5 separate regions of the Homo sapiens genome follow, and regions 1, 3, 4 and 5 are each linked to region 2. Evidence: chromatin contacts called from ENCODE Hi-C or POLR2A ChIA-PET data. All regions are on one chromosome and are shown on one strand. Each heading gives the region's core, a stretch centred on a gene start or an enhancer-like site at or near the end of the contact. The rest is flanking DNA. Distances are from core to core; before and after follow the strand shown. Region 1 holds the start of SNX17 (sorting nexin 17). Region 2 holds the start of ATAD2B (ATPase family AAA domain containing 2B). Region 3 holds the start of TRMT61B (tRNA methyltransferase 61B). Region 4 holds the start of RHOB (ras homolog family member B). Region 5 holds the start of PPP1CB-DT (PPP1CB divergent transcript).

Evidence for each region. A loop is a pair of places that touch in the nucleus more often than their neighbours do. ChIA-PET counts read pairs that join two places held with the same protein, here RNA polymerase II (POLR2A). Pooled maps may share reads with other maps.
Region 1: a loop to region 2 is called in a pooled map, with 8 times the contacts of the local background. The contact joins the promoter of SNX17 here to the promoter of ATAD2B in region 2. A Hi-C loop is called at or near these places in 4 of 50 pooled maps.
Region 3: a loop to region 2 is called in a pooled map, with 10 times the contacts of the local background. The contact joins the promoter of TRMT61B here to the promoter of ATAD2B in region 2. A Hi-C loop is called at or near these places in 4 of 50 pooled maps. POLR2A ChIA-PET finds 5 or more read pairs at or near these places in 2 of 52 experiments (B cell and CD4-positive, alpha-beta T cell).
Region 4: a pooled map shows a loop between it and region 2 (4-fold over the local background). The contact joins the promoter of RHOB here to the promoter of ATAD2B in region 2. A Hi-C loop is called at or near these places in 4 of 50 pooled maps. POLR2A ChIA-PET finds 5 or more read pairs at or near these places in 2 of 52 experiments (PC-3 and activated T-cell).
Region 5: a loop to region 2 is called in a pooled map, with 4 times the contacts of the local background. The contact joins the promoter of PPP1CB-DT here to the promoter of ATAD2B in region 2. A Hi-C loop is called at or near these places in 5 of 50 pooled maps. POLR2A ChIA-PET finds 5 or more read pairs at or near these places in 2 of 52 experiments (T-cell and activated B cell).

Annotation. Positions count from the first base shown.
Region 1 is chr2:27,369,366-27,375,171 of GRCh38, forward strand. SNX17 (sorting nexin 17) reads left to right here and starts at 1,251. Exons shown (of 15, transcript NM_014748.4): 1 at 1,251-1,441; 2 at 1,904-1,978; 3 at 3,258-3,375; 4 at 3,882-3,946; 5 at 4,496-4,606; 6 at 4,720-4,810; 7 at 4,981-5,068; 8 at 5,324-5,393; 9 at 5,696-5,788. The coding sequence starts at 1,379. It overlaps EIF2B4 (eukaryotic translation initiation factor 2B subunit delta), which reads right to left and starts at 973. Exons shown (of 13, transcript NM_001034116.2): 1 at 919-973; 2 at 511-554; 3 at 49-184. The coding sequence starts at 949. RefSeq lists enhancers at 219-1,180, 654-933, 1,154-1,243, 1,181-2,142, 1,264-1,323 and 1 more.
Region 2 is chr2:23,922,959-23,928,438 of GRCh38, forward strand. It overlaps ATAD2B (ATPase family AAA domain containing 2B), which reads right to left and starts at 4,165. Exons shown (of 28, transcript NM_017552.4): 1 at 3,597-4,165. The coding sequence starts at 3,812. It also overlaps a transcript of UBXN2A not described here. RefSeq lists enhancers at 2,832-3,081, 3,180-4,098, 3,292-3,341, 4,099-5,015, 4,602-4,691 and silencers at 3,822-3,901, 4,102-4,431.
Region 3 is chr2:28,867,801-28,873,297 of GRCh38, forward strand. TRMT61B (tRNA methyltransferase 61B) reads right to left here and starts at 2,509. Exons shown (of 7, transcript NM_017910.4): 1 at 1,779-2,509. The coding sequence starts at 2,477. RefSeq lists enhancers at 503-1,018, 1,019-1,533, 2,163-2,687, 2,302-2,471, 2,702-2,851.
Region 4 is chr2:20,444,983-20,450,375 of GRCh38, forward strand. RHOB (ras homolog family member B) reads left to right here and starts at 2,092. Exons shown (of 1, transcript NM_004040.4): 1 at 2,092-4,458. The coding sequence starts at 2,484. The coding sequence ends at 3,074. RefSeq lists silencers at 1,801-2,050, 2,301-2,510 and an enhancer at 5,219-5,393.
Region 5 is chr2:28,747,790-28,753,981 of GRCh38, forward strand. It overlaps PPP1CB-DT (PPP1CB divergent transcript), which reads right to left and starts at 3,967. Exons shown (of 5, transcript XR_007086259.1): 1 at 3,854-3,967; 2 at 1,031-2,596; 3 at 144-193. It overlaps PPP1CB (protein phosphatase 1 catalytic subunit beta), which reads left to right and starts at 4,041. Exons shown (of 8, transcript NM_002709.3): 1 at 4,041-4,387. The coding sequence starts at 4,336. RefSeq lists enhancers at 463-542, 3,454-3,663, 3,967-4,611 and silencers at 3,794-3,983, 4,474-4,693.

The sequences.
Region 1 (5,806 bases), core at 1-2,500, 3.4 Mb after region 2:
CTCTACCAGCTCCACACCCCAGCCCTTTAAAAGAGACCCCTCACTCACCTTGACATTGGGCTGCAGATACAGCAGAGCCAGTCTCTGGTTCTGCCCCCTTTTCTTCCTTCCGTTTCTTCTTCTGCTGTTTCTTTTCCTTCCGAAGCTGCAGCTTTTCTTCTTTGGTCATTTCCCTCCCCACTGCCTGAGACACAGACATAGGATACTGCTCTTCCCCAACAATTCCAAAGGGGAACAAATACTATTGGATGCTTACAAGATTTCCACATGGTTAAATCCCTAGTTCTTCCTAACTTCCACAAGCTACCTGTTGCAAGCTTACATCCACAGAGGCTGACGTTTCTCCTCCAGGGACAGAATCATATATCCCTAGGGTTGCAAGACCTCTGTAAAATCTCCTGGCTTTACTGAGAAATAAACCGACACGGGATGGGAGCTGGGGCGGAATAAAGCTGGCACAGCCTCCTGCGTAGCGCTTGGCAGGCGGCTTGGGAGGGAAGCCTCACTTACCCCAGGCCCAGGGGGAAGCTCCGCCTTCATCCCGGATCCCGAGTCTGCATCAGAAAACAGGGCACAAAGTGAGCCAGAGAGACTCCGGGAGGGTTTGGGGGCACGAGTACTCGGCGCAGCCGGCTGCTGGGTTGGCATGACCACGGATCCGCCGGCAGGCGCGAGGCGAGCCAGGGATCCGCGTGGGGACGCACTGCGCGGCGGATCAAAGGAATGGAGGGGTCACCGACCCTCCTCACAGCAACCAGCCGGTGCGCGGCGCGGGACTGCGCTCGAGACTGTGTAGACCGGAGCCCAGCGTGGCGCTGGAACGGAGCGGCGGGGCCCAAAGGCGCTCAAGGCCCGGCACTAGCTGTCCGGAGCTCGTCGGCTCCGCGTACCAGTAGGCAGGCCCGGCTCTTCACTCACCCTCGCGAACAGCCACGGCCACAGCAGCCATCGCCCTCAGTCCTAGGCTCCGCCCGCCGTGGTCACGGAGCCGCCCCGCTGCCTCGCTCCGCGGCTGCAGGGTCCACAGCGCCACCTGGGCTGGAGGCTGAGCCGCAGAAGCGAAGCGCGCAGCCCCAATCGGACTACAATTTCCGACGGGCCCCGAGGCCCCGCCCCGCACTACGGGTTGCAATGAGGGCCAACTCCACTTTGGGCTCCCTATCCGGACAGGTGGCTCTTGCCCTTTAGACTACAGTTCCCAGCATGCCCAGGCGATTGCGTCCCAGAACCGACGTCCCACCGCCTTCCCACATCGGATCGCAGGGCTCCCAAAATGGCGAGTGAGGCTGCGGGGACTCGCTGAGCAGCGGAGGGGGAGCGTGCAGAGCCGCTGCGGCCCTCACAGTCCGGAGCCCGGCCGTGCCGTGCCGTAGGGAACATGCACTTTTCCATTCCCGAAACCGAGTCCCGCAGCGGGGACAGCGGCGGCTCCGCCTACGTGGTGAGGAGCGGCCGGAGCCGAGCCGGGCCGGGCAGGGGCGGGGATAACGGGCCCGAGCCATCTCGGAGCGGCCTCTGAGGCCTGACCGCCACCCTTCGGGCCTGGTCCTGGGCCGCCGACTCCCGACGGCCTCTCTGGGAGCTTATCTCATGTGTGTGATTCGTGCAGTGGTCGCCCGAGCTCCTGTAGGCCCTTAGGCCGGGTCGCTTCCCCGAGCTAGGCCGCAGCTGCCCTGGTGGGCGTCACTGGCCTCTTGGGCAGTGAGACTGCAACACAAGCGTCCGAATTTCCCCCGGACTGGCTCTTCAGCTTTGGGACTTGGCCCTGGCGAAAACAAGCGAACTATCCCTCGGGAGATTAGCGCGTTACTCCGGCGAGTTGCCAGGCAACTTCCGGCCAGGGTTCTCAGGGGGGTTGCGCAGACCGCAACCCTAAAATGCTTGACTACTTTTGTGTCCTCAGGCCTATAACATTCACGTGAATGGAGTCCTGCACTGTCGGGTGCGCTACAGCCAGCTCCTGGGGCTGCACGAGCAGGTGGGACTAGCACCCCTGCCTTGAGACAGCTTCAAGCCCTTCCCTACACGTGGACATCAGTGTCTCCCTTTACCCGCTCTTCTTGTTCCCGTAGGCTGTAGTTCCCCTTTAATCACTGCCACAGGGTAGGGCCCTGGTTTATCTTGTCTGACATTTCCGGGAACTCCCTAAGAAGCTTAATGTCCGCGCAACAACTGCTCCTTCCTGTTCTTATATTCTGGTTTTCTGTCCAGTCTTACTGCTCTAGTAGCCTTTACCCCTGCATGGACAAACCAACCCCTCCCCCCACTACCTCCACCCAGGCTGTCAAAGCACATTCCTTCTGTCATCTGAGCGGCAACTTGAAATTCTTTTCCCTGCTTATACAAACGATTCACCGATTTCCTTTTGTGTTCTTCGGCTCATTTCAGTGTGTTTAGCTGTGCCAATTATCGTTATGTATCTGTGATGCAATGTTTCTCCTCCTTCCTTACCAGATCTTAAACTCTATTTAACTCAGTAGAGCTCCACTGATAATTAGTTGTGCAACCCTGAACAAGTTACCTGATATCTTTTTTTGGGACGGAGTTTCTCTCTTGTTGCCCAGGCTGGAGTGCAGTGGCACGATCTCGGCTCACTGCAACCTCTGCCTCCTGGGTTCAAGCGATTCTCCTTCCTCAGCCTCCTGAGTAGCTGGGATTACAGGCGGCTGCCTCCACACCCAGCTAATTTTTGTATTTTTAGTAGAGAGGGGTTTCACTATGTTGGCCAGGCTGGTCTCAAACTCCTGACCTCAGGTGATCCACCCACCTTGCCTCCCAAAATGCTGAGATTACAGGCATGAGGCCTGTAGAAACTGATTTCTTTGGGCCTCAGTTTCTACAACTGAAAGATGGATTCTTTGATCTGCAAAGTCCCTTTAAGTCCTAAGATATTTTGTGAACAGACTTAGCTATTAACTGTGCACTTTATAAAGCCCTTTCCTTCCTTTAAGGGTTCAGTGAACAGTCTTGCTAGGTGGTCAAGGGGCTCCCTATAGGTCCTGGCCCAGTACAAATCCTCCCCGTACTGTGGAGGGGCTGACTTGTACACAGTAAAATAGAGCACAACTTATATCTAGGACAGCTCCCTTGAGGTGCTACCGCTGTCAAAGGAATTGTTTCTCAGATGACCAGGGTAGACAGGGGAACAGGGACTGAGGGAAGGGAGGGGCACCCAAGAGAACATTATGAGCATATGTAGATTGCCTCATCTCATTTTCTGTGTTTATGTGAAGGGTTGTATCTCTTTCTCTAAATAGCTTCGGAAGGAGTATGGGGCCAATGTGCTTCCTGCATTCCCCCCAAAGAAGCTTTTCTCTCTGACTCCTGCTGAGGTAGAACAGAGGAGAGAGCAGTTAGAGAAGTACATGCAAGCTGGTGAGTGGTTGCAGGAAACTAGGTTGACTATATTGAGGACTATGGGGAGAGACTTAAAAACAGCTGGTTCTGTGGAAGGGCCTGATTTAATTTCTAGATCTAGGAAGGCTCTTGTTTGATCTGTTATGCAGTTAGCAAAGTAAATAGTGTACGAGGATGTGTAACTCTGTGTACTAGCAAAACAATTTGGGCACTAACATCTATGAGAAATACTAGTATAACACTAGTCTTAATATCAGTGGAGAGAACTTAATTTGTATCTGATGTGCTTTAGATTAACATCATTGTTATTTCCCTAGTTCTATAGACTGGACTCACCTAGATGGCAGCCAAGGGTGGGGCAGGTGAAGAATTTATGCAAACAGTGAGTGAGGTGAGGCCAGCTGGGGGATGTGGCAGGCCACCATCAGCCCAGGAAATGGGGTCGGGGGAACCTACTGAGAGGAGGACTGGGGAGCCAAGAGTGAGTGCTAAGTTCCTGTAATAATGTTCTCTTGTCCTCGTAGTTCGGCAAGACCCATTGCTTGGGAGCAGCGAGACTTTCAACAGTTTCCTGCGTCGGGCACAACAGGTAGGGCTTTGGGTGGGACCAAGATTTAAGGAAAGGACCTTGCTGGAAGGTCATGTCTTTTATTTTTTTGAGACAGAGTCTTGCTCTTTTGCACAGGCTGGAGTGCAGTGGTGCGATCTCAGCTCACTGCAATCTCCGCCTCCCGGATTCAAGCGATTCTCCTGCCTCAGCCTCCCAAGTAGCTAGAATTACAGGCGCCTGCCACCATGTCCGGCTCATTTTTGTATTTTTAGTGGAGACGGGGTTTTGCCGTGTTGGCCTGGCTGGTCTCGAACTCCTGACCTCAGGTGATCCACCCGCCTTGGCCTCCCAAAGTGCTGGGATTACGGGTGTGAGCCACCACACCCAGCCAGGCCATGTCATCTTAATAACAGAGGAGTCATCTTTTTTAATGGAATGGAACTTCTATTCTTATGAAATCAAAGAAATCACAGCCTATATTTAAGCAGCTGAGAATAAAGACACACAAGGGACCTAGAAATAGAGTTGGGCATAGGTCAAGGCAAGGGACAAGGCAGTGCTTCCCATCCCCATGTGTGCTCACAACAGGAGACACAGCAGGTCCCCACAGAGGAAGTGTCCTTGGAAGTGCTGCTCAGCAACGGGCAGAAAGTTCTGGTCAACGTGCTAACTTCAGATCAGACTGAGGATGTCCTGGAGGTGAGGCGCTTGTTCAGCACTGCCCCTTCTTCCCCTACATCCTGGGGTCCTGGGCTTGGAGAATGATTGGAACCAGCCAGTATGATGAGCTGTACTTCTATCCCTATCCCCAGGCTGTAGCTGCAAAGCTGGATCTTCCAGATGACTTGATTGGATACTTTAGTCTATTCTTAGTTCGAGAAAAAGAGGATGGAGCCTTTTCTTGTGAGTTTCTCTGGACTTGACTGCAGTACAAGGGTACTTCAGTAGAGTTTGCAGCCCCCCTAACTCCCCACCCCCACCCCCAGAATGAACATTGCCTCAGGGCACTTCTTTCTTGATTTCCCTTCCTTTAAATCTCACTATATTTTCATTTTTTTTTTTTTAACCTGTAGTTGTACGGAAGTTGCAAGAGTTTGAGCTGCCTTATGTGTCTGTCACCAGCCTTCGGAGTCAAGAGTATAAGATTGTGCTAAGGAAGAGGTCAGGGCTGGGCCTGGAAGGGGAGGGGTGGGAGGTGCTGTGCTGGATTGGATTATTGGGCCACATATTGAGACAGAATAATCTGGACAAGGGGGTGTAGTGCTGGGTGTTTCTGCCAGGCCTCCCAAGCTTCCTCCCACTATACCATTAGCCCCTGATAGTTCCAGATTGCTCCTGTTTTGCCCATTTTCCATTCTACCTCTTGCCTTAACCCAGCTTAGCCCCATTACCCCTTTCCACCCCTTGGCCTCACAGTTATTGGGACTCTGCCTATGATGACGATGTCATGGAGAACCGGGTTGGCCTGAACCTGCTTTATGCTCAGGTGAGCTTGGAGCTGCCTCAGAACCCTTCCCCTGAAGAAAATAACGGGTGACTCACTCTCCCAAGAAAACTGCTGTCGTGTCTTTGTTCCCAATTTGTGGGGAAGTTCCTAGAATACTATCAGTGCTGCTGGCACAATATCTACTCTCCCTACTTTTATTAAGCTGACAAGATCAAGGACTTACTGCAGAGAGGTCGCTCAAGTGTGGGGCTAGGGGTCAGGCTGGACAGAGGTAATGGTAGACGCTTTCCTTGGATTGCTGACTGGGACCTCCTACTGCCTGCCCCTTGTCTCTACTATAGACGGTATCAGATATTGAGCGTGGGTGGATCTTGGTCACCAAGGAACAGCACCGGCAACTCAAATCTCTGCAAGAGAAAGTCTCCAAGAAGGAGGTGAGCCCTGCCTCCTCT
Region 2 (5,480 bases), core at 2,915-5,414:
AAAATTAAAAATAGAACTACCATATGATCCAGCAATCCCAACTTCTGGGTATTTATCCAAAGGAATTGAAATTAGGATTTCGACGGACATCTGCACTTCCATGTTCGCAGTAGCATTATTAATAGCTAAGACATGGAAACAATCTAAATGTCCAAAAAGAGATGAATGTAGAAAACGTGGTGTACATGTGTGCATGCCCAGTGGAATACTATTAAGCCTAAGAAGGAAATCCTGCCATTTACAACAACACAGATGCACCTAGAGGATGTTACACTAAATAATATGTCAGTCCCAGAAAGACAAATACTGAATGATCTCACTTATCTGCTAGTTTAGTGGAATCTAAACTAGCAAATTCACAGAAGCAGAGAGTAGAAGGGTGATTGCCAGGGTCTTGTGGGGGGACAATCAAGTTTCACTTATGCCAGATAAGTTCTGGAGATCTATATAGCATAGTGCCTACATCTAAGAATACTGTATTGCATACTTAAAATTTTCTAAGAGGGTAGATTTTATATCAAGTGTTCTTACCACAAAAATAATACTAATAATACATTCATAATAAAAGGGACAGGGAAACTTTAGGAATGACGGACATGTCTATGGTGTTGATGCGGTGGTGTTTTCACAAATATATACTTATCTCCAAACTCACAGAGTTATATACACTAAGTACCACCTTTTACATGTCAAAAAAAAAAAAGGCTTTTCATACCGAAAAAAAGAAAAAGAAAATAATTCCAATAATCGGCAGAATGCATATTTTCCCCCATCCTATGCATATACTACTTGGGAAAAAGACAAAACTTTAAGAAAAGCTCATAGCGCTATGACTTTTTAAAGCAAATAAAATGTCTCTGGACACAGTGAATGAAATAATCTAAAAACAGGGAAAAGGGGGAAAAATAGGCATCAAGTGTAGTTAGTTAAGAACATGGCACAGGCTGGGCGCGGTGGCTCACGCCTGTAATCCCAGCACTTTGGGAGGCCGAGGCGGGCTGATGACGAGGTCAGGAGATCGACACCATCCTGGCTAACACCGTGAAACCCCGTCTCTAATAAAAATACAAAAAAATTAGCCGGGCGTGGTGGCGGGCGCCTGTAGTCCCAGCTACTCGGGAGGCTGAGGCAGGAGAATGGCGTGAACCCCGGGGGGCGGAGCCTGCAGTGAGCCGAGATCGCGCCACTGCACTCCAGCCTGGGCTACAGCGAGACTCCGTCTCAAAAAAAAACAAACAAACAAACATGGCACAAAAGCAGAAAAAGGAGAAACTCCTCAATTACAAACAGGAATATTATGTTACAAACAGGAATACATTTCTTTCTACAAAAATAAGGGTCTGCGAAAGCAACAACACGGGCAACCCCATTTTGCACCAAATGAGACTTTACAGACACTGGCAAATGCTTATTACAGACCCCACAGACATAGAGGGTGTCTTTAAGTACTCCAGAAAGGGTGAACCAGGAGTGCTAAATTCCTACAAAACTGGAGAAGAGCTAACCAGAAATATACAACCTGCTTCATAAATATATAGTCCATAAACTTAATAAATTCAGAATTATAATTTATCCTCTTCTAAAGGTCCAATCACTATGTAAGAGTAGTTACGTCTCTAAAAAAACCTTTCAGAGAAAGCAATTAGATGACTACATCATCTCCTAGAGCCGAACATAAATCTTCTTAAGACTGAAAAACAAATATTTCAAAGTAAATCTTTAGTACCCTGTTATTTATGGTGCTTTAAAACATTTTAAAAGGATCTTTGAAACAAAGTTTCATTAGTACCCTTCTACAAAGAGCTCTCATATCTTTCATTCTTTTAGCAATTTAAAAGCTACCAAATGTTCATTTCCTCATTAGATTATTGATTCCTAGCCTTTTAACATCTCTATAACAGCTGCTTGACAAATTACCTCACCTTATTCCTCGGGGGGTGAGGACAGCATGATATCCATGAATTCAAAAATGGGACCACAAACTGATGAGTGAAGATGAGCTAATTGCTTCAGATGAGTTAGACACTGCTCTAACAGACTAGGCATTCACATAGCATGATACGATTAAATGCTTACACCCTAAATATTTTCTTTGTCCTTAAATGTACAGAAAAGATCTTTTCTTAAATTGAGTTTTATTTTAAAATATGTGATAGCCTCAGTAGGTCAAGAAGCTTGAACATGTTTGGAATAGTTTCCACCGAAAGCCTCGTCTTCAAAGTACTTATTCTCAACAGTTTGCACAACTTTCAGATTTAACCTTATTTCAACCTAAGAGAGCTGTAAGCCCCCAAAATAGTCTATTAAATAGGACGTTATAATGCCCAAAATTTTATCAAAGAAAAGCCAAAACGATTTTCAAAGATATAATAAAAATATTTCAGAGTAGTATGGTAAAATATTCCTGTCTCTGCCTAGATCCATTCTGTTAGTGTCAAAACAGTGTAAGACACAAAGAAAAGCACACACAAACCGCGATCTTGTAGACCCCTAGAACATAAAATATTGCTTTCCCCCAATAAGAACCACAAAATGGTGTGGAATTAAAGGAGCATTTTAAATGAACAGCTTTTTCCAGCCAAATTACTTAGCAAGTCAACCTCTTTTAGACAGAAGCAATACACTCTTCTCTGAATTCAGAAACAATCTCATAGTAAAACAAACGTGTCAATTCCTTTAAAACAATAAATATCTGTGCTTAGCTTTATAATGTAGGTAATAAAATTTCAAGATCTTTCAATCAGTTTTTTAATTCAATCACCAGCGTCTTTAAATGTCATTTTTGCAACTGCATGACTATGGTGTTCATTCACCTTTTGTAATATAGTCCCATAACAAAAATGTAGACACCCAAGAAACCACACAGTTTTGGCATGATGGTGCTGACTATCCGAAACATTCCACTTGTTTCTTTCGACGTGCTCCTTCTGTGACCTGAAAGCTCTGGTTCCTACTAGCACCTTGGTGAGCTAGCTGGCTGGTTCCCCAGCTATAATATCATGTTTGATCTCTCCTGCCTGGAGAGGCGATAGCGTTGATTTTGTTTTTAAAGTTGGTGTCAGAGCAGCTACAAACTTTTTTCAGCATCCCTGCCTGGCTGCCAACTGGAGCTCTCTGTTCACTTCCTCACCAACTTGAACCACCCCCAAACTGAGAGTAAGCTGGAGTTAGACAGCGGCAGGAACTGACACACTTTCAAGAAGGGTTTGACACCGCAGAAAACTTTCACTTCTCCAACCCTTCCACCCAGGGGCTCTGGCCCTTCGCTCTTGCTTCCCCGCTAGAATTCCCCTCTGGGGCAGGACAAGGACACGGACAGCAGATCGTTCGAATGACGCCGAAAGGGACCCCCAAAGCCCTCTCCCCTGGACTCAAGGGCTGTTCTTCACACAAAAGAGCCGGGCCAGCTTGAAAAGCAAAGGGGCCAGCGTCGCGGCCCTTCTCTGGGTGCCACCCTCCACCGCGCCCGCAGACCCTGTCTCCAGCCGCCCGAGCGGTCTCCACTGTAGGCTTCCTACCCCCAACCCGGCCAGACAAAGCCCCGGCAGCAGGGCCGGCACTTCCGAGCCTCCGGACTCGGGACGCCGCGCTCTTACCCTGGCCTCATCCAGAGTGACGCCGGCGCCACCGCTTCCCCCGGCTTTGGCGGCGGGGCAGCTGGCGGCGCGGGTCTTGGAGGAGCGGGTCCGAGAGGAGATGAAATGGCTGCTGCCTCCGGTCGCCCCAGGCTCTGCTCCGGCCCCAGGCCCAGGCCCGGGACCAGGAGACTTGGACCCGAGAAGGCGGAGAGAGCTCTTCCGGGTGTTCACCATGGTCCAGCCAGGGGGACGGAGTCCACGCCGCGCCCGGGAGAGCCGAGCAAGGCCGGCCCGCCGGCCGGTCAGTCAGGGCCAGCGGAGCCGAGCCGGGCAATGAGAGACGAGCCGGCCCGGAGCGTGCGGAGCGCAGACGAGCACAAGAGAGAGCCGGGCAGAGGAAGGGAAGTCGGCGTGAGCAGGCGGCGTGCGGGAAGCGGGGGCGGTGCTGCAGACCGGCAGCACAGACACTCCGCCGGCTTCGCCCTCCTCAGCGGGAGCCGAGCGGAGCCGCCATTTCTACCCCTTTCTCTCCCGTTCTCGCTCTCGAGCTCCGTGCGTCAAGGCTCCAGCGCCGCAGGGCCAACGAGACCGCTTCCGGCCGCAGCCACGGCGGGGCGCTGCGAAGCCGGCCAGCCCTTCCCGGCTGCTCGCTCCTCTCCCTGCCGCCTCCAGCTGCCCCGCCCCCGGCGCGGCGTCAGCGCTCGGCGGCCGGGGAGCGACGCTCTAGGCTGTCAGCTCGGTGGTTTCCAGCTCTCCCCGACCGCAGGGCTGGGGCGACCAGAAAAGCCAGACTAATCAGGACGAGTTCGGGCGTGGAATTGGGCCTGAAGCCCTCATGCCCAGCCAGGCCTGAATGCCCCAGACCCCACCGTCACCCCCGTGGCCTGGATGGAGCAGGGGACGGCCGGCGAAGGCGCGGGGTGGAAGGGGAGCGGCGACGAAGGCGCGAGGAGCTGACTGGGAATCCCCAAGCTACCCGAGGCAAGACACTGAACTTGAGTCGCACTTTTCATGCCTGTAGAAATGAGAATGACAGCTGTGATAAAAAAAAAATTCATCTGGGCGGTATCTGGAACTTGGTAAGCTTAAGAAGAGAAGGGGGGGGGGAAACACCATGCTAGAACTCTGCGTTTTTAAACAAAGCGAGGCAGGGTCGTTTTCTATCCCCTTAGCCAGATCTAAGGCGGAGCCAAAGAATGAGTACCCTGTAAGAGCCGCCTCTATCGCCGCCCCCTGCCCCCGGCCCGCTGAAGAATTAAGAATACAAAAAGCTGAACCCACAGATAAAGCATTTGCAATTTAACTTCCAAAGAAAAAAAAATTAAGCCACACAATTCATATGAAAAGCTCTGCTGTAGGCCGGGTGCGGTGGCTCAAGCCTGTAATCCCAGTACTTTGGGAGGCCGGGGTGGGTGGATCACCTGAGGTCAAGAGTTCTAGATCAGCCTTACCAACATGGTGAAACCCTGTCTCCACTAAAAATACAAAAAATCGATGGGTGTTGTGGTGGGCACCTGTAATCCCAGCTGCTCGGGAAGCTGAGGCATGAGAACCACTTGAACCCAGAAGATGGAGGTTGCAGTGAGCCGAAATCACGCCACTGCACTCCAGCCTGGATGACAGAGCCAGACCCTGTCTCAGAAAAAAAAAAAAGAAGAAAGAGAGAGAGAAAGGAAGAAAGAAAGGAAAGAAAGAAAGAAAAAGAAAGAAAGAAAAGCTCTGCTGTAAAGTAGGAATTAGGTTCATTTCAAAAATTCACAGTACAGGCCGGGCTTACGCCTGTAATCCCAGCACTTTGGGAGGCCAAGGCGGGCGGATCACTTGAGGTCAGGAGTTCGAGACCAACCTGGCCAACATGGTGAAACCCCCTCTCTACTAAAAATACAAAAAATTAGCCAGGTG
Region 3 (5,497 bases), core at 1,259-3,758, 4.9 Mb after region 2:
GTAATCCCAGCACCCTCAAGGGAGGATCCCTTGAGCCTAGAGAAGTTTGAGACCAGTCTGGGCAAGTTAGGGCGACCCCAACTCTACAAAAAAAATTTTTGATTAGCTAGGCATAGTGGCATGCACCTGTGGTCCCAGCTACTCAGGAGGTTGAGGTGCGAGGATTGTTGGAGCCTGGGAGGTTCAGGCTACAGTAAGAGGTGATTGAGCCACTGCACTCTAGCCTGGGTGACATAGCAAGACCTTGTCTTTAAACAAAAAAAGCTTATTATACCTCAGTAGCCTAAGTTTCTGAGGAAAGTTTTTTTAGTCCCTGGGTAGACCGTTTAAAATACAGACTGGATTCCTACTAAGAACCTTCTAATGGTCCTTCACTACAAATGGAATAAAATACTCAAACCACACCTCATACGGGGTCCCTCATCTGACCCATTGAGGCCACAACAGAAACTCTGCAGCATTCCTCCCTTTGCAAGAACAATTCTCTTCCTAGATCTGTTTACAAGGCAAGCTCTTCCTTATTTAGGTTTCCTATCAAGTGTACCTCCTTGGAGACCATCTCTCCTCACCTGACATAAAGTATGCTCATACCCCAGGTCACCCAAAACAATGTCATTGTTAATATATTTGTCTTCATGACACTTAACACTACTGGAAATGACCTTATTCTTTCATTTACTTGTTTGTTCTTTGTCACCCCTTCTAGAATGTAAGGTCTATGTTGAGGGTGAGGACTGCAGTTCAACACTATACTTCCCTAAACAGTGCCTTGAGTATGGAAGGCAGTCAATTTGCTGAATAAATAACGAATGAATCCTGATCTGGAGAAAGGAGGAGGAGTTGTGTTACACAGGAACATTCTACTCAAGGACTGTGACTAAGGATTGAAATAATCTGCTAGCAATAGATGATTAGCATAAGCTTCAAACTAGGGCTGGGCGCGGTGGCTCCCGCCTGTAATCCCAGCACTGGGAGGCCGAGGTGGGCGGATCACTTGAGGCCACGAGTTGAAGACCAGCCTGGGCAATAAGGCGAAACCCCGTCTCTACAAAAATTAGCCCGGGGTGGTGGTGCATGCCTGTAGTCCCAGGTACTCAGGAGGCTGTGGTGGGAGAATCGCTTGAACCCGGGAGGCAGAGGTTGCAGGGAGCCAAGATCGCAACACTGCACTCCAGCCTGGATGACAGAGTGAGAACTTGTCTTAAAAAAAAGACTGAAACTAGGCTTTAGGCAGTTAACTTTTTAATAAAGAATAGTCATTTTATGTTTGGTGTTGAATGTTAGCTATTGTAATATAAAACTCTATTTCTTCCCTAAAAGGGGAAAAGCACCGTAATGTACCTATTGTTAATATACTCTTGTAACATGATTATTGAATATTAAAATATCATCATAGTAGTACTAAAAAATTGTTCCCTAAGAGTTCAACATTCTCTTGAGTCCTGAAGTTATAAACTTAAGAGTAATGGGGAACAAAATTAGTACTTATTATGTACGTAGTGAGTTCACATCACCCTAACAGAAAGTTGAGCTATTATCCACATTTTACAAATAAGGGACTCGAGACTCCTAAGTTAAAATTAAAATCTAGCCGTTCCCTAATGCTAATTTTCATCATGATATGTAAAAGTTATAACCATTGGTTTATTTTAAAAGCCTGAGTACAATAAAAAATCCAAACGTTCTGAGATGTCTTTGAATACATTAATCAGGACTGAGTACTGCATCTGTCTTTGCCCCTCCTGAAACCAATACACACCTTATCTCCATCGCATTACCTTTGGGAATGTTATGGCAGTCCCTCTTTTCATCAATACTACATAGTCTTCCAAGGCTGGCCTCCTCAGCATGTACTGCTTACCGAAGGAACTCCTCAGTATCTGGCCGGGGAACTTCCCCACGATCTTGCCGAACGGGACTGCCCCCCAGTTACTATTTAAGAGTCCGAAGTTGTTCAACCTAAATAATTTCTTAAATTTTGTTTCTCCCTCCCCAGTCTCAGCTAAAATCAGTTCCCCAGCCTGAAAGGGTCTCTCTCTGGAAGTTGAACAAGAAGGGGAGACGTGACGCTCTTCGACCTCGGTAGCGGACTGGGCCTGCGAGAGCATCGAAGGATCCTCGGATCCCTGGTGTGTGGGACCGCACCGGCCCTGGTCTCCGCTCGAGTCCTCGAGCTCTCGAGGGGATGACTCTTCCCGCAGCGTCGGCAGTCTGAGGTTTTCCAGTGACGAAAGACATCCAGTCCCAATGTCCGAGATGCTCAGAGGGAGAGATGGGCAAGACTCTGCTCCTGGGGCTTTCCTTTGTGCCGCCTCGTGCTCTCTTTCTCCATCTCGCAGGTCTCTAGGCGAGGACCTGCAACACAGTGACCGAGCTCCCTCGAAGGGCTCCTGCCCCAGGCCGTGCAGGAATGAATTGGTTCCGAGCCCCTGCCGCAGGCACAGCAAGACAGGACCGCGGCACCATGCCATTAGCATAGTGTTTCGCGAAGGCGCCGTCGCAGACGAGTGACGCAAGCCTAGCGCGACCCCTTCTTTCCCAGTCGCGCGCATGGCGCAGCAGCCCGATGGCTCTGCAGCTGCGTGGGGCTCTACAGCTCCGCGACTGCGCCTGCGTCGGGGAGGGGGCGGTGCGCTAGGTCAAGCTAGGGCGCGGGAGCAGCGGAGTCCTGGTTGAGTGACCATCCAAGGAATATGTCCTCGCGCGCGGCCGCCGTTTTCCTTTTCGGAATGTGGGTAAAGAATTTACCGCTAACAGACGACCTCCAGGTTCGCTCTTGGACAGCAAGATTGAGAGACAAAACTTAACAAAGCGCTGTGCAAACTGAAATCCCAGGCTTAGCTCGCTTGTGTCTTGAACACGGAAGTCACCTAGTCACCCACAAGATGTATGAGTACAGCTAACCCCCAGATGCATTTGACAGACGGCGTGGGACGCGCCACTTGCTGATTGGCTCTCCTTTCCCAGTTGACCGCGACATCCCCCAGCCCCAACTCCCTTTTGATGGGGCTGTGACCACCTGCCGGTCCCCTCACCCACCCCTCACGCCCGGAGAGTCCGAGGTTGATTCGAGTACTCACTATGTGCTTATGTAACACATGTTTTCATTATTAAAATATAACTAGTTTACCCTCCCAAAACGAAATAGAAGTGTCTTAAAATGGAAACAGGTATCTTTGGAGGCCAGAGTTATTTAGCGTTAAATATCACTAGCCTCCCAGCATTTTGGGAAGCCGACCGAGGCAAGCGGCTCATTTGAGGTCAGGAGTTCGGGACCAGCCTGGCAAATGTGGTGAAACCCCGTCTCTACTAAAAATACAAAAATTAGCTGGGCGTGGAGGCACGCACCTGTAATCCCAGCTACTCGGGAGGCTGAGGCAGGAGAAGCGCTTGAACCCGGGAGGCAGACGTTGCAGTGAGCTGAGATCTCGGCACTGCACTCCAGCCTGGGCGACTGAGCAAAACTCCTCTCGGGGGAAAAAAATTAGTCGGGCGCGATGGTGCACGCCTGTAATACCAGCTACAAGGGAGGCTGAGGCATGAGAATAGCTTGAACCCAGGAGGCGGAGGTTGCAGCGGGCCAAGATCGAGCTACCACTGCACTCCAGCCTGCGCGACACAGCAAAACTCTGTCTCAAAAAAAAAAGAAAAATCGCTAGCCTCTTTGCTGGATATTAGTTGACTGGGCAAAAGTTTATTGAGAGTCTGGCAATACGAGGCACGTTAGACACTCATTTAAGTTTCCAACAATTCTGTGTTAGAAACAAATCCATTTTATGAGTAAAAGAACTGGCCCAGGGAGATTAAATAATTTGGGGAAACCAGGAGTGGTGGCTCACACCTGTAACCCCAACACTTTGGGAGACCCAGGCCAGAGGATTGCTTGAGCCCAGGATTTCAAGACCCACGTGCAACATAATAATAATAAGTTGGTCAAGATGCATAGCTGACAAGTGGCATTGCAGAGTTTCCTATTTAGTCAGTCTGGTTCAGCAGCCCATGCTCTTTGTACTGTAACACCGTTTGGAAAGACTGGTCAACAGCACAGTTGAACTTAAAGTCCAAGTATATTCAAAGGGCTGTGAAGTCAATGTGAATTCTGTTTAAATTTGATGAAATAAATCTTGTTATTCTTTTTTTTTTTTTTTATTTGAGACAGAGTCTTGCTCTTGTTGCCCAGGCTGGAGTGCAATGACACGATCTTGGCTCACTGCAACCTCTGCCTCCTGGGTTCAAGCGATTCTCCTGCCTCAGCCTCCCGAGTAGCTGGGGTTACAGGCACCTGCCACCATGCCAGGCTAATTTTTGTATTTTTAGTAGAGACTCGGTTTCACCATGTTGGCCAGGCTGGTCTCGAACTCCTGACCTCATGATCCACCCGCCTCGGCCTCCCAAAGTGCTGGGATTACAGGCATGAGCCACCGCGCCTGGCCGTTATTACTTTCTAAGACATAAATTAATACTTTCTAATCAGTACTTTCTAGGACATCAGCCACCATAAACTCCATCAACAGGATTTCTCCCTTCTTTTTTTCCTTTTTTTTTCTTTGTGAGACAGAGTCTCACTCTCGCCCAGGCTGGAGTGCAGTTGTATGATCTCGGCTCACTGCAATGTCTGCCTCCCAGGTTCAAGCAATTCTCCTGCCTCAGCCTCCCAGATAGCTGGGATTACAGGTGTGCACCACCATACCCAGCTAATTTTTGTATTTTTAGTAGAGACGGGGTTTCGCCATGTTGGCCACGCTGGTTTGAACTCTTGACCTCAGGTGATCCACCCACCTCAGTCTCCCAAAGAGCTGGAATTACAGCCATGAGCCACTGCACCCAGCCAAATTTCTCCCTTCTAATTCTAAAAATGAATAAAGAAACTGCTCTCTCCACACCCCAACTGCGTGTCTCACTTTGTGTAGTTTGCTTTTTAGGAAAAGTTATGACCAATAGTTTCTGGAGTCGTAGGCTTTTCTCACTACTTTTTCTTGTGATAGGCTTTCTAAGACAAAAACTCATTTTTGGTTATAAAATTCTTGAAATTAAGGAGATTATCATTGCCAAACATGGGTCTGAGCCGGAACCTCCTGAACTCTAAGCCCTATGGTGGTTTTAAAAGTTATCATACCTACTTTATTATTTCTTGAGTATTATCAAATGATACTTGGCTGTTATTTCAGAATAAGCAGGAATTGGAAAAAAAGAAAATACACTAACAAAATATGGGAAGTAAATTTACATATCTTTGATTTTTAAAACAAATTGTAAATGGAAAATGGCATCACTTTCTTTCCATTGTTTAAATAACAGCCACAATGTTATACGTATTTTGTTTTATACACATCTAATGAAATACATTAGTACATTTTGGAAAATAATATTATTTATTCATGATCTTTCAGAGCATTGAAATTCTTAAAAAAGAAGTCACTATGTGGGCCTTTCTATTTCTGGCTATCCTTTACTTCTGCTTTCCCTATGAAATTGTCAGCCTGCACTCTGAAACTAT
Region 4 (5,393 bases), core at 842-3,341, 3.5 Mb before region 2:
GCAATCCTCCCACCTCAGCCTCCTGAGTAGTTGAGATTATAGGTGCAGGCCACTCTCCTCCCCACGCCATCCCATTTTATTTTTCTCAGGGACAGGGACGGGGTTTTGTCATGTTACCCAGGCTGGTCTTGAACTCCTGAGCTCAAACAATTCTCCAGCCTGGGCCTCCCACGCCCAGGGATCACAGGCATGAGGTACTGTGCCCGGCCTGGTTAGATAATTGTTAAAGCGAAGTGTGGAACTGAGGTAAGAAACCCCCAGAAAATTCCACCTGCGTTTCTGAGCATTCGGGTTAATTCCCCACAGTCATTTACTGATCCTTGTAAATGCCAGGCATTGTGCTGGGTCTTCAAGATGCGGAGATAAGACAGAATCCTGGCCCTCCAACAACTGACAGAGACCGAGACAGAGACGGAGACAGGAGGCAACCACCTCCCGGTCATGTGGTGGGTCCCTCCTTTGCTGAAAAAACAGTTTGCAGACATTTCCCATGCAATGGATAGACAGAGCCCAGCCCATGCTGTTAATACTTTAGCACTCATGAGCCCCAGCATATGCAGCTCCTAGAGTTTGCCCCGCTCCTTCCCACCTTCCTGCTTGTGTTCAGGCTGTTTCTCCTGCCCGGGAGCCCTCCCCGACTCCCCTTTCCCCCTATCCCCTTCTTCCTCTTTTATCCGTAGAAATCGGTTGACTTGGGTCTTTCCGGATCACCGGTACTGTCATTTCATGCAGGATCTACAGGATAAATGAGTTCAGTCCTGGCGTGCATCAGGAGGCTACGCCCCAATAGAGGGGACACCCCCTAACCCGCTGTGCCCCATTTGCTAGCCCCTTACTCCTCCCCTCTTCTCCAGCCTCAAGCCTTTTCGTCTGCTCAGGGGTCTTGGGGTGGTTGGATTCTATTGAACCCGGAATATTGTACGTTCTATTGTACAATAGTGTATATTCTATTGTACATTCTATTGTACAATAGTGTATATTCTATTGTACATTCTATTGTACAATAGTGTATATTCTATTGTACATTCTATTGTACAATAGTGTATATTCTATTGTACATTCTATTGTACAATAGTGTATATTCTATTGTACATTCTATTGTACAAGTGTATATTCTATTGTACATTCTATTGTACAATAGTGTATATTCTATTGTACATTCTATTGTACAATAGTGTATATTCTATTGTACATTCTATTGTACAATAGTGTATATTCTATTGTACAATTTATCTCAGACAGTTCTCTGTTTTAAGAACCGGGATCAGAGTTCATAGTGAAAAGAGGGGCCGAAGGGGCTTCTTCCTGTCCGGTAACTTCCTCCAAGTGTTCGAGCCTCGACCTTCCCTTTCCGTTGTCAAGCTTGGGCCACTCCGCACCTCTTCCCTTAATCTTCACCTAGAGACCTAAGCTGGGGGTTGGGAAGGGTAGGGGCGGCGGGACTTGGAAGAGCCAGTTTGCAGCCAGCCGGTCGCCTCTCGGGTCCAAACCCGAGGCTGGCCCACGGCGAGTACCCGGGTGGGGCCCTAAACCACAGGAGGGGCCACCTCCAAAAGAAAAGAGAAAACACTCTTGTTTGGGAACAAAAGTGTGTGTGTGGGGTGTGTGTGTGTGTGTGTGTGTGTGTGTGTCTGTTTATTTAAAAACAAAACCACGTTAAAAGAGCTGCCCCTCCCCCACAGGCCCGACCACCCGCCGGGAGTTTGCCAGGAAGAGGGGCAATTCTGAATGGGAGTCGCCAACGCCCCACTGAGTGAAGCCTGTCTCGGAACCGCTCGCCCAGACCCTGGAGGCTCCAGACAGCCAGCTCCCGGACCCCGCGCGCAAACGCTGCGGCGAAGGAGGGGACCCGGGTACCGCCAGAGCCCCGCAGCGGCAGCAGCAGCGCGGACTCCCCGGTCGCTGCCTCTCCCAGCCCGGCGGCCTGGGCCGTCAATCAAGCTGGCCCTGCCCCGCCCTCGGGCTGCAGGGGGCGGCCAATCAGAGCTAAGCTCCGCAGCGATGAGCTCAGCCGGCTGGTTTCCCATTGGACGGCTATATTAAGAAAGTGGCCGGACTCTTTAAATAGCGGGCGCTAGGGCCGCAGCCCTCATCTGCCACCGCAGTCTGGTTGGAGCTGTTGTCTTGTATGCTCAGCGAGGCCCGGAGAGACCCGGGAGAGAGCTAGGCCGAGTCCACCGCCCGAGTCTGCTGCCCGAGCCCGCGTTACGCACAAAGCCGCCGATCCCCGGCCTGGGGTGAGCAGAGCGACCACCGCCCGGGAGCAGCGCGGCGAGACGCACGGTGCGCCCTATGCCCCCGCGCCCCCACCGCCCCCGCCGCGGCAGCCGAAGCGCAGCGAGAGAACGCGCCACCGCGGGGCCCGGGTGCAGCTAGCGACCCTCTCGCCACCTGCGCGCAGCCCGAGGTGAGCAGTGAGCGGCGAGCGGGAGGGCAGCGAGGCGTTCGCGGGCCCCCTCCTGCTGCCCGGGCCCGGCCCGCTCATGGCGGCCATCCGCAAGAAGCTGGTGGTGGTGGGCGACGGCGCGTGTGGCAAGACGTGCCTGCTGATCGTGTTCAGTAAGGACGAGTTCCCCGAGGTGTACGTGCCCACCGTCTTCGAGAACTATGTGGCCGACATTGAGGTGGACGGCAAGCAGGTGGAGCTGGCGCTGTGGGACACGGCGGGCCAGGAGGACTACGACCGCCTGCGGCCGCTCTCCTACCCGGACACCGACGTCATTCTCATGTGCTTCTCGGTGGACAGCCCGGACTCGCTGGAGAACATCCCCGAGAAGTGGGTCCCCGAGGTGAAGCACTTCTGTCCCAATGTGCCCATCATCCTGGTGGCCAACAAAAAAGACCTGCGCAGCGACGAGCATGTCCGCACAGAGCTGGCCCGCATGAAGCAGGAACCCGTGCGCACGGATGACGGCCGCGCCATGGCCGTGCGCATCCAAGCCTACGACTACCTCGAGTGCTCTGCCAAGACCAAGGAAGGCGTGCGCGAGGTCTTCGAGACGGCCACGCGCGCCGCGCTGCAGAAGCGCTACGGCTCCCAGAACGGCTGCATCAACTGCTGCAAGGTGCTATGAGGGCCGCGCCCGTCGCGCCTGCCCCTGCCGGCACGGCTCCCCCTCCTGGACCAGTCCCCCGCGAGCCCGGAGAAGGGGAGACCCGTGTCCCACAAGGACCCCACCGGCCTGCCTGGCATCTGTCTGCTGACGCCTCTGGCTTGCGCCAGGACTTGGCGTGGGCACCGGGCGCCCCCATCCCAGTGTCTGTGTGCGTCCAGCTGTGTTGCACAGGCCTGGGCTCCCCACTGAGTGCCAAGGGTCCCCTGAGCATGCTTTTCTGAAGAGCCGGGCCTCAGAGTGTGTGGCTGTGTGTCTGTTCGACTCCCCTCGCCCCATTTTCACCCCACCCCCGCCTCTGATCCCCGGGGGCGAGATTGGCGCGGGAGTGTGGCCGCGCCCCATCAGATGTTCGCCCTTCACCAGCGGGAGCTTGATATCCCTTGTCTGTAACATAGACCCCGGGTACTGCGGGAGGGGAGGGCTGCTGGGGAGGATGGGGGGATGTTATATAAATATAGATATAATTTTATTTTCGGAGCTAAGATGGTGTTATTTAAGGGTGGTGATGGGTGAGCGCTCTGGCCCAGGCTGGGCCAGACTCCCGCCCAAGCATGAACAGGACTTGACCATCTTTCCAACCCCTGGGGAAGACATTTGCAACTGACTTGGGGAGGACACAGCTTCAGCACAGCCTCTCCTGCGGGCCAGCCCGCTGCGAACCCTCCACCAGCTACCGGAGGGAGGAGGGAGGATGCGCTGTGGGGTTGTTTTTGCCATAAGCGAACTTTGTGCCTGTCCTAGAAGTGAAAATTGTTCAGTCCAAGAAACTGATGTTATTTGATTTATTTAAAGGCTAAAATTTGTTTTTTTATTCTTTGCACAATTGTTTCATTGTTTGACACTTAATGCACTCGTCATTTGCATACGACAGTAGCATTCTGACCACACTTGTACGCTGTAACCTCATCTACTTCTGATGTTTTTAAAAAATGACTTTTAACAAGGAGAGGGAAAAGAAACCCACTAAATTTTGCTTTGTTTCCTTGAAGAATGTGGCAACACTGTTTTGTGATTTTATTTGTGCAGGTCATGCACACAGTTTTGATAAAGGGCAGTAACAAGTATTGGGGCCTATTTTTTTTTTTTCCACAAGGCATTCTCTAAAGCTATGTGAAATTTTCTCTGCACCTCTGTACAGAGAATACACCTGCCCCTGTATATCCTTTTTTCCCCTCCCCTCCCTCCCAGTGGTACTTCTACTAAATTGTTGTCTTGTTTTTTATTTTTTAAATAAACTGACAAATGACAAAATGGTGAGCTTATGATGTTTACATAAAAGTTCTATAAGCTGTGTATACAGTTTTTTATGTAAAATATTAAAAGACTATGATGATGACATTTATAAAATGGCTCTTGTGGTTTAATAGTGTGTAAAAATACCCTTGTGAATTTGGAACAAGGGAGATATTCTCCTAGGCGAGATCCTTTCTTGCCAACTCCGTTTCCCTTATAGCAAATGTAGTAAATGAGGATGAAGTCCCTTTGAGAGCATGTGGGGGTTGGGTGACCAAGGGAGACCAGGTTGTTCCTGTCACATTCCTAGAGGAAGATGAGTGGATACCCCGACACCCAGTGCAAAAACTTTTGACCTATTATGTACTCAGTTCAATTGGGTGAGACCGAAGATCTTGATTTCATTCATCTGTGTGTCTTAAAAACACTTGTGTCTTTAAGTCTATTATGGGGCTTTGCTTATTCTTTGAGTCTTGGAAAGTTATCATTTGTGCATTTTAAATTTAGAAAACCTTTATTAATCGTTGGTGTGGGGTCACGCTATCAGGAAGCCTGTTTACTGGGTTCCCTTCAGGCCATCAAGGGGTTTACACAATATCCCAGGAAGTTGTAGGTTGTTATCTTTGGGCCTGGAGCTTCCAGAAGTGGGGGAGTTCAGATAAAGAGGTGATTTTTTAAAATTATCAAGCTTTGATCCCAATATGTCCTTTATTAAGTAACCTAGAATGATTTATTCTAAGTTCAGAGAAGGGCCATATTGTGGAAAGAACATTGGATGTTTTGGTGGTTCTTAAAGTTGGAGCTGCCACTTTTTGAGAGTCATGATAAACTCTAATCGTAGACACTTAGCTTTGCTGTAATGGTTCTTAGAACCAGACGGGCTGATTTATAGGTGGAGACCACATTAAAATTCTGCTGCAGGCATGATGGTTCAAACCTGCCAGCTCTCGCAGCTTCCAGGGAAGGTAGCTGAGAGTGTCAACTGCCTGAGAAGTGTGGTTTTCATTTTTTTTGAATCAGCATTTTCTGGGTTTCTAGCACTTA
Region 5 (6,192 bases), core at 2,717-5,216, 4.8 Mb after region 2:
CAAAACATTTACAGTACACTGTTTCATTTGAAACAAATATTCACATATTGTATACTTTCCCTCATCAAACAGTTATTTCCTGGTATCCATTTCAGTGAGCAGGATGGGGGGAGGGGGGAGCAATAAAAGAGAAACATTCTTACCTGTGTAGATGACTTGCTTTTATTGTAACAAAGGCAACTGGCCCTGTAATCTAATTACAAGAAAAAAAGGCCACAGATAAACTCTTCAACAATTAAATAGTCATTACTTGTGGTAGCTGTTCACCTAGCTTTAATTGCCTTATAGTTAACAGTTCTAAATAGCCAGTTAACTCCTTCAATTACTAGACATTTATTTTTCAATCACTTTATCTTGAAAGATACGGATGTACTATGGAGTTAGCTTAAGACAAACTGAGAGAGAGAGAAGAGAGAGTTGGTTGGGGCCACCGGGGAGGTTACTGACCAAGGGCAGGGAAGGAGGCATTTATTTATATTTGCCTTATAATTCTGGGGGACTAAACTGGCTGAGGACATGCCTTATGGCTTAGCTATAATTTTGGCTATTCTCATATGTATAATGAAATGAAACCAAAACTAAATCTTAAGAACAAATCTTGGCCCTGCCTGGCTGTACCACCTAGGCCTGGCTCTGTATTGAGAGAGGTGGCCTCCTAATGATGCATATATGTCCTTGTCTGGTTTTCCAATTTTCTTGAATTGAGCTGACTATAAAAGCTTAATGCATGCGATATAAAGAATGGCTGACCTCCAGATACAACTAGTAAAATTTCAACTTACCACTACTTAAGACTTATTAAACACTTGATTGAGAAGAATCATATTTATGGAAGGACAGCCCAATGAATGTTGATTCATTCATTTAAAAGTCATCTTGGATTAAGCCAGAGCAGCAAAAAACTATATATCACCCCCTCCACATTTTGCTACCTAAACTTACTCACTTTCACACCAGATTGGCTACTGGCTAATACTGACAGGCATATAAGAAAAACATCCCTATGAAAGTCTTTGCTGCGTTTACTAACCGGAGTCACCAGGCTGCTGTTTACTGTGTTCCGAAATGCCTTCTCTAAGGACTATCCATAGAGACAGCTCTCTGGTCTCAATTCAGAGATGGTTGGGTTCCTCTGAGCACTGGTTTGCCTTTATCTGATAGGCACAGACATTATCTATTAGTAAAAATAAAATAATAATTTTATTAAGACCCCTAAATCATGATGCCCAAACCCCTTGCAATCAGGAAGTCTAGATAAATAACAGGAGTTTCCCTTCATAGAGATTTCTGGAATTACCCAAGGATATTAACATGCATGACCCAGATGCCTCCCTAAGCCTTATGGTGTGCTGGCAAATGTTTAACAACCATTATTCAGAAATAAGACAGGAAAACTGCCATCTATGACTGGTAAGATTATAGGTGATTTTTGTATTTTTTTTCTTCATTTTCCCAACTTCCTTCAGGAAACACATTTTACTCTGAAGGGGGTGAGGGTGGTGGCTAATACTTGGGATTATGGTGAGCTGCCCTAGAAACTATCGGGTTATTAAGTAACACTTAATATATGTACCAGTTTCACTTCAAAATCTGAAGCATTCTGAACTCTTAATTATTTTGGAGGGATATCCCACAGAAAAGTTGGCTGAGGCCCTAGTGATAAAGCTCTTTCTTACAGTGGCCCATTCCTGCCCAAGACTCCAGGCACTGGAAAACCTGGTGGGGGTGGAGAAGGTAACATCAGCAGGCAAGTACTCGGAACCACTCTCCTATCTCCTACCTCTTCTTCTCACGACCTCCAAAACTCTGCTGAGACCGGCCTCCCTCTGCCTCACTTGTGGTGATTTTCTCTCGGATGCTCACTTTCTCTCTGTGCAATCTTTCCTTTGGGTGTCCCTTGTCTTTAAACATGTCTGCGTATACCTGAACTCTAATTGTGGACAGGGTTCAAAGTTCTTTTTCATGGGATTCATGGGCCCCATGAAAATTAGAGGCTAAGTAGGCATCTAAGTAGGAGCATTTACGTGCTCCCAGGCATTCTGTTACACTTAAAGAGGCTCATGGAAGAGATTTGGGCAAGTGGTATAACTCTACAAGCTGCTATATTCAAGTCCTAGTTCCAGCTTAGCCAAAACACCTACTCCGATTGCAACTGATCTTTTTCTTGGTTGCTAGAAAACTGAGAGTCATATGTGTGGCCTACCTCCAGCAAACCAATAGGACCTTACACCATGCATTTTGCATACAAAACTGCTGGCTTAATCTTATCTTTCACACTCACGGTTTTCTTTTGTCCTATTTTTCTCTGTACTTATTTTTAATTTACCCTGATGTACACATTTATGTAAACTACGTTAAATCCTTTCCTCTGGAATAAAGTAGGGTGTAAATAAATTTAACAAAACAACAAAGAGTGATGATGAGCCAGGTCTTCACTCCTGAAGGCCTCAAAACGAACTGGCAGTGATCTGTGAAAACTACAGAGAACTGCCCGTTCATCTCCACAGATTACTGAAGTCTGTGAAAACTACTCCAGCCAGGACCACCATTATAGCCTGCTGCCTGTTGTGTTCACAATCGATGCACAAACTCAACCCTGAAATGGAGAGAAAAATAGGGGAAAAAAGACATTAGGAAATCCTAGCTCTATGTCATCTGGACATTAGAAAGCACTTGGTTGGACAAAGCTTTTTCTCCCCCACAGCACATGCCTGTTTCAGCATCTCAGCCCACATTCACGGAGAGGGAGAATATAGCAATTGTTAAGAATGCAGACTCTAGCACTGCATGCTCTGCTGTTTATTTGTGTTATTTGGGCTAGGTTTTTTAACCGTCTGTGCCTCGGTGAATCCCATCTACAAAGTAGAGATAATAATAGTACCTACCTCACAGGGCAGTTGTAAGGATTAAATGAGGTAACCCGGGTGTAACATTTAAAACAGTGGCAGAGTACATACAGGGATCTGAACAAATGTTAGCTACTATTAGTGATATGTGAGTGGGGGAAGCACACTGCCTTGGACTTGAGGCAATATCAAGTCTGAGTTTCTGGAAAAACACTTGTGGAATAAGTAAGGGCTGGCCACCTCCTAAAACCGGACAAAAGATCTGGCTTGCCTAGATCCTTAGCGTGACTGCTTCTCCTCCTGCCTTTCTAGAGGCAGTATTACGTGATGGAAATACTTGGTGGGTGCTGTGGGCACAAAGATAAGTTAATGTGTTTTTATTCCCTAGGAGCTGAGTCGAGAGTAGGAGAAAAATGCATAAATAATTACCAGGTAGGATGATTAAGCAATATACTGGAGGCAGCAACAGAAACACACCGTGGAAAAAAAATACCCACGGCGTGGATGAAGATATGAGATGTGTGAAAGCGCTAGACACAGGCAGCCACCTGCACCCATGTAAAATTGGATTATTGCTGACTCCTACAAGGCCCACTTTAACGCTTCTTTCAACCAGAATCCCTGCAGAACTAATTTTGTAGAACCGCCGGGGATAAAGACCTTTATTTGCAATGTCGAACTCCAGCAGAGTAACCCCTTTTGCTTTCCACACGCGCAAACCCGGGTCCCAAACGCTGCAGTTCGCGTTTCCCGGCTAACGGAAGAAACACGAGGAACTGTTTGCAGATCTAGGGGATGAAGCCAAAAAACGGAAAGCGAGGCCGAAAGGGCGCAACCACCACGTCTGGAGGAGGCCAGTGAAGTAGAGAAAGGGGAAGGTCAGCCCTGCCCCAGCGCGCTCTGCGTAACCGGGACTTCCTCCGCGCGGCAAAGCCGGGGAACCTCCCTGGCGCCTGCGCCACCGTGGCGAGACTCGGCGCCGTGGACGTGGAGAGAGGGCGACGCACCTGCGCGAAGACGGCAGCGGGAGAAGCCGCTCCAGTGCGGTTGCGCGGCGGCCCAGGCGTCGAGGGGAGCCTCGGCGGGGAGCGCACCGCGCGCCTGCGCGGAGAGCTGCGTGACGCGGCGGCGCGCAAGGGACGTGCGGAGTGAGTGGCGCTGCGGGTGGGGCCGTCGGCGGCGCTGGTGAGCTTTGCGGAGCTGGGCGGTGCCGAGGAGGAGGAGGTGGCGGCCTGGGTCTGACGCGGCCCTGTTCGAGGGGGCCTCTCTTGTTTATTTATTTATTTTCCGTGGGTGCCTCCGAGTGTGCGCGCGCTCTCGCTACCCGGCGGGGAGGGGGTGGGGGGAGGGCCCGGGAAAAGGGGGAGTTGGAGCCGGGGTCGAAACGCCGCGTGACTTGTAGGTGAGAGAACGCCGAGCCGTCGCCGCAGCCTCCGCCGCCGAGAAGCCCTTGTTCCCGCTGCTGGGAAGGAGAGTCTGTGCCGACAAGATGGCGGACGGGGAGCTGAACGTGGACAGCCTCATCACCCGGCTGCTGGAGGGTGAGTGCGCGCCTGGCCGCGGGACAGAGGGAGGTCGGGCACCGCCGCCGACCCCTGCGTCCCCGTCTGCCGCCGGAACGCGAGGGGACCCCTTTCCCGCCCCGAGACGAGTCTCTGGGAGCGCGGCGCGGCGGACGAACCGAGGAGGGGGCGAGGAGGCTCTGGGCGCGGGGGAGCGGCCTCTGGGAGCGCGGTCAGGGGAGATCGGGGGAGAGGGGGCCGTTCCCGCGGACCCTCGGGGGCCAGGCCCGCCGGCCGAAGGCTGTGCGGAGCGGGTCTGCGGGAGACAGCCTTTCGGAAAGGCCGCCGGGCTCCGCGCGCCGTGGTGCTCGCCTCCGGTGACCCGAGGATGGGGAGAGGATGCCTGCCACTGGGCTTTGTGCGTCCGTGGAATCACTGTTCTTCTCTGTTCTCTTTGTGCATTGCCCTTGGCTGCCTCCGATTGTCGTTCCGGGAGTGAATTTTACGTATATATATATAAACCTGTCCTTAACAGGACTGCTTCGTCTGCTCTGCATTTTTACACAATGCTATATAGAATGGATTCTTCTTAAAGAGAGGATAAAATTAGCGGGAATTAATCTACCGTTTGTTACTTGGCCTAAAAAAATTGTAAGACAAGATATTTGATCAGGTTGAAGATGCACCTAAGAAATGTGATGTATGTAGATGGGTTTGCTGAAGGGATTGGCTTTTGCATTTGATTTGAGCAGAGCTTAATTTCTGCACAAACTTAGTGAAAATCTATTTTTAAAGCCTGTCTTGTATTCGAAAGGTATTTGTAGGTCTACGCAGCATTTGAACTTTCCGGGCTCAAGTGTTCTTATTGAATAGTTTTATGTTGGTGGGAAGGCAAGGGGGGAAAACGAAGAGGTGGACTAGCCGGGAGTTAAATGTATTGATTCATTGCAGGATATTATTCAAAGTTAAATGCAGTCTTCTGCCAAACAGTCCCTCTACCCTAAAGTTTTCGTCATCAATAATTGTTTTGTGAGTGTGTAGAAAAGCCTTTAATCCTTTTTAAACAATTTAGAGGCCTCTTTGTTAGCCGCCGTCCAGCGATTGCATATGTACTGTTTGCTTTCAAATTACCTTAAGATAATTGCTAGAGTGAAGCAGTATGTACTTATATTTGGAAAATCATCAAAGAATATTGTAATGGGGGAGGGGTAATTCCTTTTTCTCAAAGTATGTGTCGGTATCTCAAACCCAAGTTCTGTGAGTACCTGTTCTGTAACTAAATACTGTGTATTTGCTCCAGATGTGAAAGCCATCCAGCAGTCTTAAGACTGAATAGGAAGCAAAAGTTTTACCAGGAACTCTTATTTACCTTTTCCTTTACTATCAAGTTATTCCTGGGAGGCCCCCTGGTGCCTGCAGTCAGTGTTCACTACCTAAGACTTTGTTTCAGATGTGAACATCTTGCTGGGTCTTTGAGAAATTTGCTTTGAAAATAATTGTATTTTGTAACTGTTTTATGAGGGAAATACAGTTAATTTAAAAATGTGTATGTCTTGTTTACATTTGGGAAGTAGAGGCCTACTCCTTTTTATTTTTTTTTTATTTTTATTTTTTGAGACGGAGTCTCACTCTGTCGCCCAGGCTGGAGTGCAATGGCACGGTCTCAGCTCACTGCAACCTCCGCCTCCCGGGTTCGAGCGATTCTTCCGCCTCAGCCTCCTGAGTAGCTGGGATTACAGGCACCCCGCCATCATGCCCGGCTAATTTTTTTTGTATTTTTGTAGAGACGGAGGTTTCACCATCTTGGCCTGGCTGGTCTTGAACTCCTGACCTCGTGATCCACC